Linked DNA regions of Homo sapiens: regions 1 and 3 are each linked to region 2. Evidence: chromatin loops called from intact Hi-C (ENCODE). Cell type or tissue: heart right ventricle. All regions are shown on one strand.

Region 1 (2,500 bases), 980 kb before region 2:
GTTTCATAAAGTAAGCTCTGAACATACTCACTACAGGCTAATACTTATTTTCTCTTGATTTATGAGAAATTTAAAGAAGCTAGAGGAGGAAGAAGCTGCTAAATGTAAATGTAATGTTGGAAGGTATAATTGGGATTTAAGATATTAAATTGTTTAATTATAGGCTGCCCTAAAATGAAGTCTTTCTTGTGTTCATAGACTTTAGTTCATGACCATTAAGATTTCGGTGACATGTAGGCAAGCATGGTGGCTCACGCCTGTAATCCCAGCACTTTGGGAGGATGAGATGGGCAGATCACCTGAGATCAGGAGTTCAAGACCAGCCTGACCAACATGATGAAACCCGTCTCCACTAAAAATACAAAAATTAGCCAGGCATGATGGCATGCGTCTGTAATCCCAGCTACTCGGGAGGCTGAGGCAGGAGAATTGCTTGAACCCGGGAGGTGGAGGTTGCAGCAAGCCGAGATCGTGCCATTGCACTCCAGCCTGGGCAGCAAGAGCAGAACGCCATCTCCAAAATAAAAAAATAAGAAAAGGTTTTGGTGACACGTAAGAGATTTCTCAGCAAAGTGCAAAGACTCGGATACAAGTGTTCTCTTGCCTCCCTTATGCAATGTGTGCTGGTAAGAGTTTAACAATCGGCTCTCCAGGAGGAGACTGGGGCAAGAGGGACCCTGATTTGCAGCATTTGCCAGTTCCGCAGGGTAAGTGCTCCCACTATGGCTGGTTTCAAACTACCAGTGTGACATCACAGACTGTGTTTGGAAGGAGATACACACGATAGTCTTATGAGCCAGTATGAGTTGGCTCCAGCACACCACTGCATGCCATTAATAGATTTCTGCTGTTCTTTGGAAATTTATATCATGGTATTTATTGCTGATGAGAAGATAATGAGTTTTTGCTTAAGTTTGGGAAAGGAAAACAAATTTGAAAAATGTGCACTGAAATTGTTATGAAAAGCTCCTAATTCTTGAGTTTTTGTTGTTATTGCTGTTTTTAAAAGATTGCTTGTTTGGTCCTTCAAATGTGAGTAAAGGAAAGAAGATAAAACTACATTTCCAATATGGCTGATTTGTTTTTAATTATAAACTGACATATTTATGAAAGGTTCTATTTTAATGGAGTACTATTAGTTTGAAGGGAGAATTGCAGAATACCGTGAGATAGTTAAGGGATTTGTGAATCAAGACTAATCTGTTTTTGCTATTCTCCACTTGTGTTCATGTACACTTAACTTTGAAAAGAATGTCTTTGTTTGCTGAGAATTGAGATTTAATTCTTTTAATGTGTTTTTAAGAGTAATTTTAGCTCAGAAGAAGAAATTTTAAACCTAGGAAAATTTTAGGTTGGAATGAGGAGGGATTTCCCTTTCTTGGACATTTGGGGAAGAGTTGGAAAGAGGCGTTTTTCATTGTGCAGACACAAGATGGCGCTAAAGGAGTATAATTTAAGCATGGCTTCCTTTATTTCAAAACAGTATTTGGAAACGGGTCATCTTGAGATGCGGCGTGCATTTGAGATGCGGCGTGCATTTTGCCACATGTTGGTGGGTTTTTTGTTTGTTTGTTGTGGCTGTCATTGTTTATAAAGAGACAGCTTTAAAGGGGACCGGGTATTGAGTTGATATTAAAATATGGTAGAAAGGTATCCATATGGTCTATAAAATAAAACGGGTCAATATGATGAGGTCTTCTGGCTCTGCCTCTAGTGTTTTGGGTTTCTGTTCCTCCAAGGAAGCGCATTCATCTTGCCTGTACTTGCTTGTGGCTGCCAAAGTGTTCAGGTAGGTTTCTGCCCCAGTAAGGAAGTGTCTAAGAATCTCCTGGAAGAAGCTGGATGTGCAAGCTTTCTCTGCCTTTTGAGGGACCTCATAATTCACTTTCCAAGTACTCATCGACACCTTTTACTCTTTAATATTGCTGCCCCTTTTACTCCTGGCTGCCCACACATCTGCCTATGCGTGGACTTGTGGTGCTTTGGAATCTGTGGTTTTAATTTGTGTCCTTTGTCCTCTGGTCCTTCCCTTGTATGCACTTACATAATGGGCTGCTCTGAGGACCAATGCTTTGCCAACCCAAAGCATTTCCCCAGGAACATTCCACTGCCTTGTCTACCCTCAGCTTCCCTTTTGGCCTCTTCTCTGGGCTTAGGACCACCCACTCTTGGAATCCAAATGCTTAGGAATAAAGTAAACCTAAGATCTACTCACTATCCCCACTTAACATGTTCAACTTTTTATTTTGAAATAATTTCAGACTTAGAGAAAAGTTGCAAAAATAGTAAAAGAATTTCCATATCCACTTGGATTCTCAAATGTTAACATTTGCTTTATTCTGTCTTCTGAACCATTTGAGAACAAGCCATGGGTATAATGCTCCTTTTCCTTCACCTCGAAATATCTCAGTGTGTATTTTATAAAATCAAGGGCATTTTATTACATAACCATTGTAAACCAAAAAGTATCTGAGACTTATCTCAATCAGTTTTGAGGTTA
Region 2 (2,500 bases):
ATCCGTGTGAAACAAGAACACCACCTAGAAAGGTTTAGAAGGGTTAGAGGTGACTGCCCGGGCGCGGTGGCTCACGCCTGTAATCCTAGCACTTTGGGAGGCCGCGGCGGGCAGATCACCTGAGGTCGGGAGTTCAAGACCAGTCTGACCAACATGGAGAAACCCCATCTCTACTAAAAATACAAAATTAGCCGGGCATGGTGGCACATGCCTGTAATCCCAGCTACTCAGGAGGCTGAGGCAGGAGAATCACTTGAACCCGCGAGGCGGAGGTTGCAGTGAGCCGAGATTGTGCCACAGCACTCCAGCCTGGGCAACAAGAGTGAAACTCTGTCTCAAAAAAAAAAAAAAAAAAAAAAAAAAAAAGGTTAGAGGGTTAGAGGTGACTTAAGTAACAGCACTCAGCATCTAGCACACAGTAGGCCCGGAGTGATCATTACTACTGGCTTACAGTGGCTTCGCCAGCACAGTCAGCCTCATGGGAAGGAGCACCCAAGTCTCAGGGCCACTCCCTGAGCACGTGTGAACTCAGCGGGATCCTTGCTGACTGGAGTCCCATGGGGAAGCATGACGGGGAGCCGGGAAGCGCTGGTCGTCCGAACGGGGCGGGAGCCTGGACAACAGGGGTACGAGGACCCAAAGCCTTCCCCTTGTTTCCTCCTCATCAATTCTCAGCAGAGTGAGGGGTGAGGAGTTAGGCCCTAGGGAGCAGGAAACAAGCAGGGATCCGGCCACACACCCACCTTCACCTTGATCCCCGGCGGGACGTCCCCACCCCTTCCCAGCAAGGCAGCCCTCAGGAGCTGCAGCCCAAGTGTCTCGCCTGGAGCTTCCAAGTGCAGAGCCTGATTTTTGAAGAACCACTGCCACACTCTGGCAAATGCAAGGAAGTCATTCTCGGTGCTGTGGCCTGGGGACCATCACGAACTGTCCTAGAGCGCAATCCGAATGCAAGCAGGGGAGAGGAGGCCCCAGCAGGCTGGATGCTGCTACGGGGAGTGACGGTCACCCCTGTGTGTCCAGAGCCCACTCCACGCCTGGAACGCAGTAAACACTGCATCGACAGTGGCCCTCCCCGCAGTCCCCCTTGCTCACCCCCTTAGCTCCTGAGCTCTTTATCATGCTTTCCGCGTGGCCCTGCTCTCACCTGACTGTAATCTGCATTTATTCCCTGTCTCCAGCTGATCTGTGAGTTCCACAAAGGGGAGAAGCCACCTGCTGGGCGGTCTTGCATCTGTGGCAATGCCTTGTGCATAAACAAACCTTCGCTAAATGTTTGTTGAGCGAACAGAAGAGCGAATGATGCACACGAATATGGAGGTCTACTAATATGTGCTTAAGGAATTAAACCGGTGATGATAGAGATGAAAGAGGCGGGTAGGTCATCGCAGTGCCTGCGGTAGGCACTAGATGGCGCCCAAGCACACCAAGAAGGCGCTGAGAGGCGGGCCGAGCAGCATGAGTTTTTGGTATAGGGGTTTCCTGGAAGATTGAAGCAGTTTATCTATGAGGGCCCCTTGACTGAAAGTCTAAGATCTGGTACAAATAAGCCAGGATCAGCGGGACATGCTGTATTACAGTTCTCCAGGGAAACAAAACCAACAGGATGTGTGTAGAGAGAGGAAGAGTTTCACGTTGAGGAATGGGCTCGTGATTGTGGAGGCTGGCAGGTCCTAAACCCAAGGCGTGGGCCAGCACAGTCCAGACCCAGGAGAGCGGAAGGTGCAGAGAAGTCCCAGGGCGTTCTGCCGGATAACTTCCCTCGCTTGGGAAGGCCAGTCTTTTTGTTCTACTTAGATCTTCAACTGATTGGATGAGACCCACCGACATTAGAGAGGGCCTCTGCTTTACTCAGAGTTTACCAATATGTTTTGGGATTTTTTTAAATATAAAATGAGATCCTGCTATGTTGCTCAGGCTAGAGTGCAGTGGCACAATCATAGTTCAATGCAGCCTCAAACTCTTGGCCCCAAGCAATCCTCCCACTTCAGCCTCCCAAGTAGCTAGGATTACAGGTGTGCACCACCATGCCTGGCTGTAATGTTGATCTCATACAAAAACACCCTCCCAGTTGACACATAAAGTTAACTATCACACACACAGCTTGAGCTGTTGTTCCAGAGAAGCCGTGATCTTTTTTATTGTTTGTTTGTTTTTTGGAGATGGAGTCTCACTCTGTCGTCCAGGCGGCGCTCAGCTCACTGCATCCTCTGCCTCCTGGATTCAAGCAATTCTCCTGCCTCAGCCTCCCGAGTAGCTGGGACTACAGGCACACGCCACCGTGCCCAGCTAATTTTTTATATTTTAGTAGAGACGGGGTTTCACCCTGTTGTCTAGGCTGGTCTCGAACTCCTGAGCTCAGGCAACCTGCCCGCCTCGGCCTCCCAAAGTGCTGGGATTACAGGCGTGAGCCACCGTGCCCGGCAGCCGTGATCCTGCATGGAGACCAACATCCTCCATCTCTCCCTCTTGCCTTCTCCCAAGAGCCCCATAATAAGTG
Region 3 (2,500 bases), 610 kb before region 2:
AAATTAGCCGTTCATGGTGGCATGCACCTGTAATCCCAGCTACTCGGGAGGCTGAGACAGGAGACTCGCTTGAACCCAGGAGGCGGAGGTTGCAGGGAGCCAAGATCGCGCCATTGCACTTCAGCCTGGGCAACAAGAGCAAAACTCCGTCTCAAAAATAAAAATCAAATCAAATCAAATCAAATAAAAAAGAAGCCTGTGCTTTTGTCATCCTGGATGGGAACGTCCAGCAGGGGCCTCCGAGAAGTCATTTTCTGCCCTGAGATCCCTCCTCCACCTCTGCATCCCACAGCTCTGACTACACTGGTTCCAACAAACTTAGAATGTAGAGGTGTTATTGACTACACCTTATATTTTAAAACTCACCATAAGGTGTCTAAAAATGGCTTTTTATTTCCTTCTGATCTGAAATGGTGCACCTATAGATGTGATTGCTCTGCTGCATCTCTGACTTTAATTCTGACTCTTCTCACTTTCCCAACTTGAAATGGACACTGCTTCCTTCTTAGTAAGGGTAATGGAGAAAGGAGCAAGAGTAAAAGGGAAATAGAAAGCATAAGTCAGGGAAGCTGATCCAGATAAATGTTCTTTCAAATGTCTCCTTCCTTCACGAGTGTTTGCATGGGGCCAGCCATGGTGGCTCTTGCCTGTAATCCCAGCACTGTGAGGCAGAAGCAGGAAGATCCCTTGAGGCCAGGAATTTGAGGCCAGCCTGGGCAACATAGGGAGACCCTGTCTCTACCCCAAAAAAAGAAAGCTGGGTGTGGTGGTATGTGCCCGTAGTCCCAGCTACTTGGGAGCCTGAGGCAAAAGGATCACTTGAGCCCAGGAGATTGAGGCTGCAGTGAGCTGTGATTACACCACTGCATTCCAGCCTGGGTAACAGAGTGAGACCCTGTCTCTACAAAAAAGAAAAAGAGCATTTGCATGGACTCACTGTTTGGGATTTTCAAGGCACACACTGCAGGTGCTTAACAGTCTTTTGTAATACCATGAGGGAAGCACTGGGCAAGGGCGCCATGGCACTGTGAGGGCTATAGGACTACGTAATGAATGATAACAATGTTGACCTGAGAGAGGTACACAGAGCTCCAACCCCACTGAAAAGATGCTTCTTAAATGCACAAATCTTGCATGCGTTCATGGTCCAGAATGCACAGGCAGTTGCATAACCAAAAACTAGCATCTGTTCAGAAGCTGACATTTCTCTGGACATTAGATGGTGCTGTTGTCAGCGCAGTGTGCTTTTTCCATCCTTTCAACTAAATGTTCATAGTTGCAAAGTGGAAAACAAGTATAAAAAGAAAGGAAATAGCAATTACATAGCAAGACTTCAGCTATAGCTTTCAGCTGTTTACGTCTAAGGCTCTAAGAAAGGGAAGGAGATTCTTGATAGGCTCTGTCTGAAATTTTTGCCTTCTGATGTTCCCCCGAAAGCCCTCAGAGAACCTCCGTGGAAAAATGCAGCTGCAGAATCATTAACACGTTTATGTTAAGTGCGATATCTAGAAAACTCAAATTCCCAGTGAGGATCTGTGGCAGACACCATTCATTATTAACCCCACAACCATCCTCCCTTCTCCCTCGCTGTCAAACCCTCATTTTTCTCAGGATGGCAACATACTGGCCCTTGGCCAATGGCTTATGTTTAGGCAGCAAACAGGACAAGCCTGTTCCCTGCTTCTCCAACCATCATTACAAGTCGGGCAATGGGTGCTCTCTGTGTCCTAGTCTTGGACAATGAGACATAAGCAGCAGTCTGCTAGGGATGTGTCTGGGAAAGCTTTTGCTTCTGATAAAAGGAAAGAAACCATTGTTGCCACAGTTCTCCTCTGTTCCTTCCTGCCTGATCACAGAGTGCTCTCTGGACCTATAGCTGCCAACTTGAACCCATGAGAGAACAAGCACGAGATGACAAACACCACAAGAAAAGTCGCAGGGGAGAAAACGCAGAGGGAACCTGGGTTCCTTGAAGCCATTCAACCAATGCTAGCAAATATCTATTTCTTGATAGTCTATAATATGAGAAAAATAAGTCCCTGTTTGTTCAAGCTTCCCTTGTTGAGTTTTCTATATTTCTCTCTGGTACAGGACTCCCACCCAGTTGCTTATCATTTAGTCCTGCTAGCTCCATTAGTTTTGACCACCTCCCGCTTTCCAGGGTTAGGGGCCTCTTCCTAACGGATTGCCACCATCATTTCTGCCTTGAAACTGACATTCACTGTTGCCCAGACTTGATCGTTTAGACCTATAAAGAAACAGAAACCAACAAGTAGAATCACCAGAAATCTTTAATCACTGGGAGACACATGTTCATACTGAATGCCTGGGCCTCACCCCAGACCAATTCATCTAGAAACTCTGAGTACAGGGCACAATCATCTATACATTTTTTTAAGGTTCCACAAGTGGATTGAGAACTGCTGGTCTTACTCATACGTTCCCCACTCACATGGCAGATATGCATAATAAATTGCCAAGGAAAGGAGGGAAAATAGTT

What was found. A loop is a pair of places that touch in the nucleus more often than their neighbours do. Peaks named below come from ENCODE experiments on the same cell type or tissue, not always from the same donor. Only the 100,000 strongest peaks of a DNase experiment are listed, where the experiment ranks them.
Region 1: it touches region 2 in a loop (10-fold over the local background); 9 of 110 quality-filtered maps call a loop at or near these places.
Region 3: a loop joins it to region 2, with 6 times the contacts of the local background. A loop is called at or near these places in 107 of 110 quality-filtered maps.

Annotation. Positions count from the first base shown.
Region 1 is chr1:234,113,347-234,115,846 of GRCh38, forward strand. The region is part of intron 2 of SLC35F3 (solute carrier family 35 member F3); the gene reads left to right. Among named protein-coding and RNA genes, the nearest start is that of SLC35F3-AS1, 160 kb to the right of the region's middle. In heart right ventricle, CTCF peaks have their summits at 1,406 (motif pointing right) and 1,607; a DNase peak (open chromatin) is centred at 1,446; H3K27me3 peaks cover 1,240 bases.
Region 2 is chr1:235,092,603-235,095,102 of GRCh38, forward strand. No RefSeq gene overlaps it. Among named protein-coding and RNA genes, the nearest start is that of LINC01348, 24 kb to the left of the region's middle. RefSeq lists enhancers at 730-1,313, 1,279-1,438. In heart right ventricle, CTCF peaks have their summits at 863 and 1,397 (motif pointing right); DNase peaks (open chromatin) are centred at 859 and 1,399; H3K4me3 peaks cover 953 bases; H3K27ac peaks cover 833 bases.
Region 3 is chr1:234,485,922-234,488,421 of GRCh38, forward strand. No RefSeq gene overlaps it. Among named protein-coding and RNA genes, the nearest start is that of TARBP1, 8.0 kb to the left of the region's middle. RefSeq lists a silencer at 1,129-1,218. In heart right ventricle, a CTCF peak has its summit at 1,219; a DNase peak (open chromatin) is centred at 1,190; H3K4me3 peaks cover 422 bases; H3K27ac peaks cover 498 bases.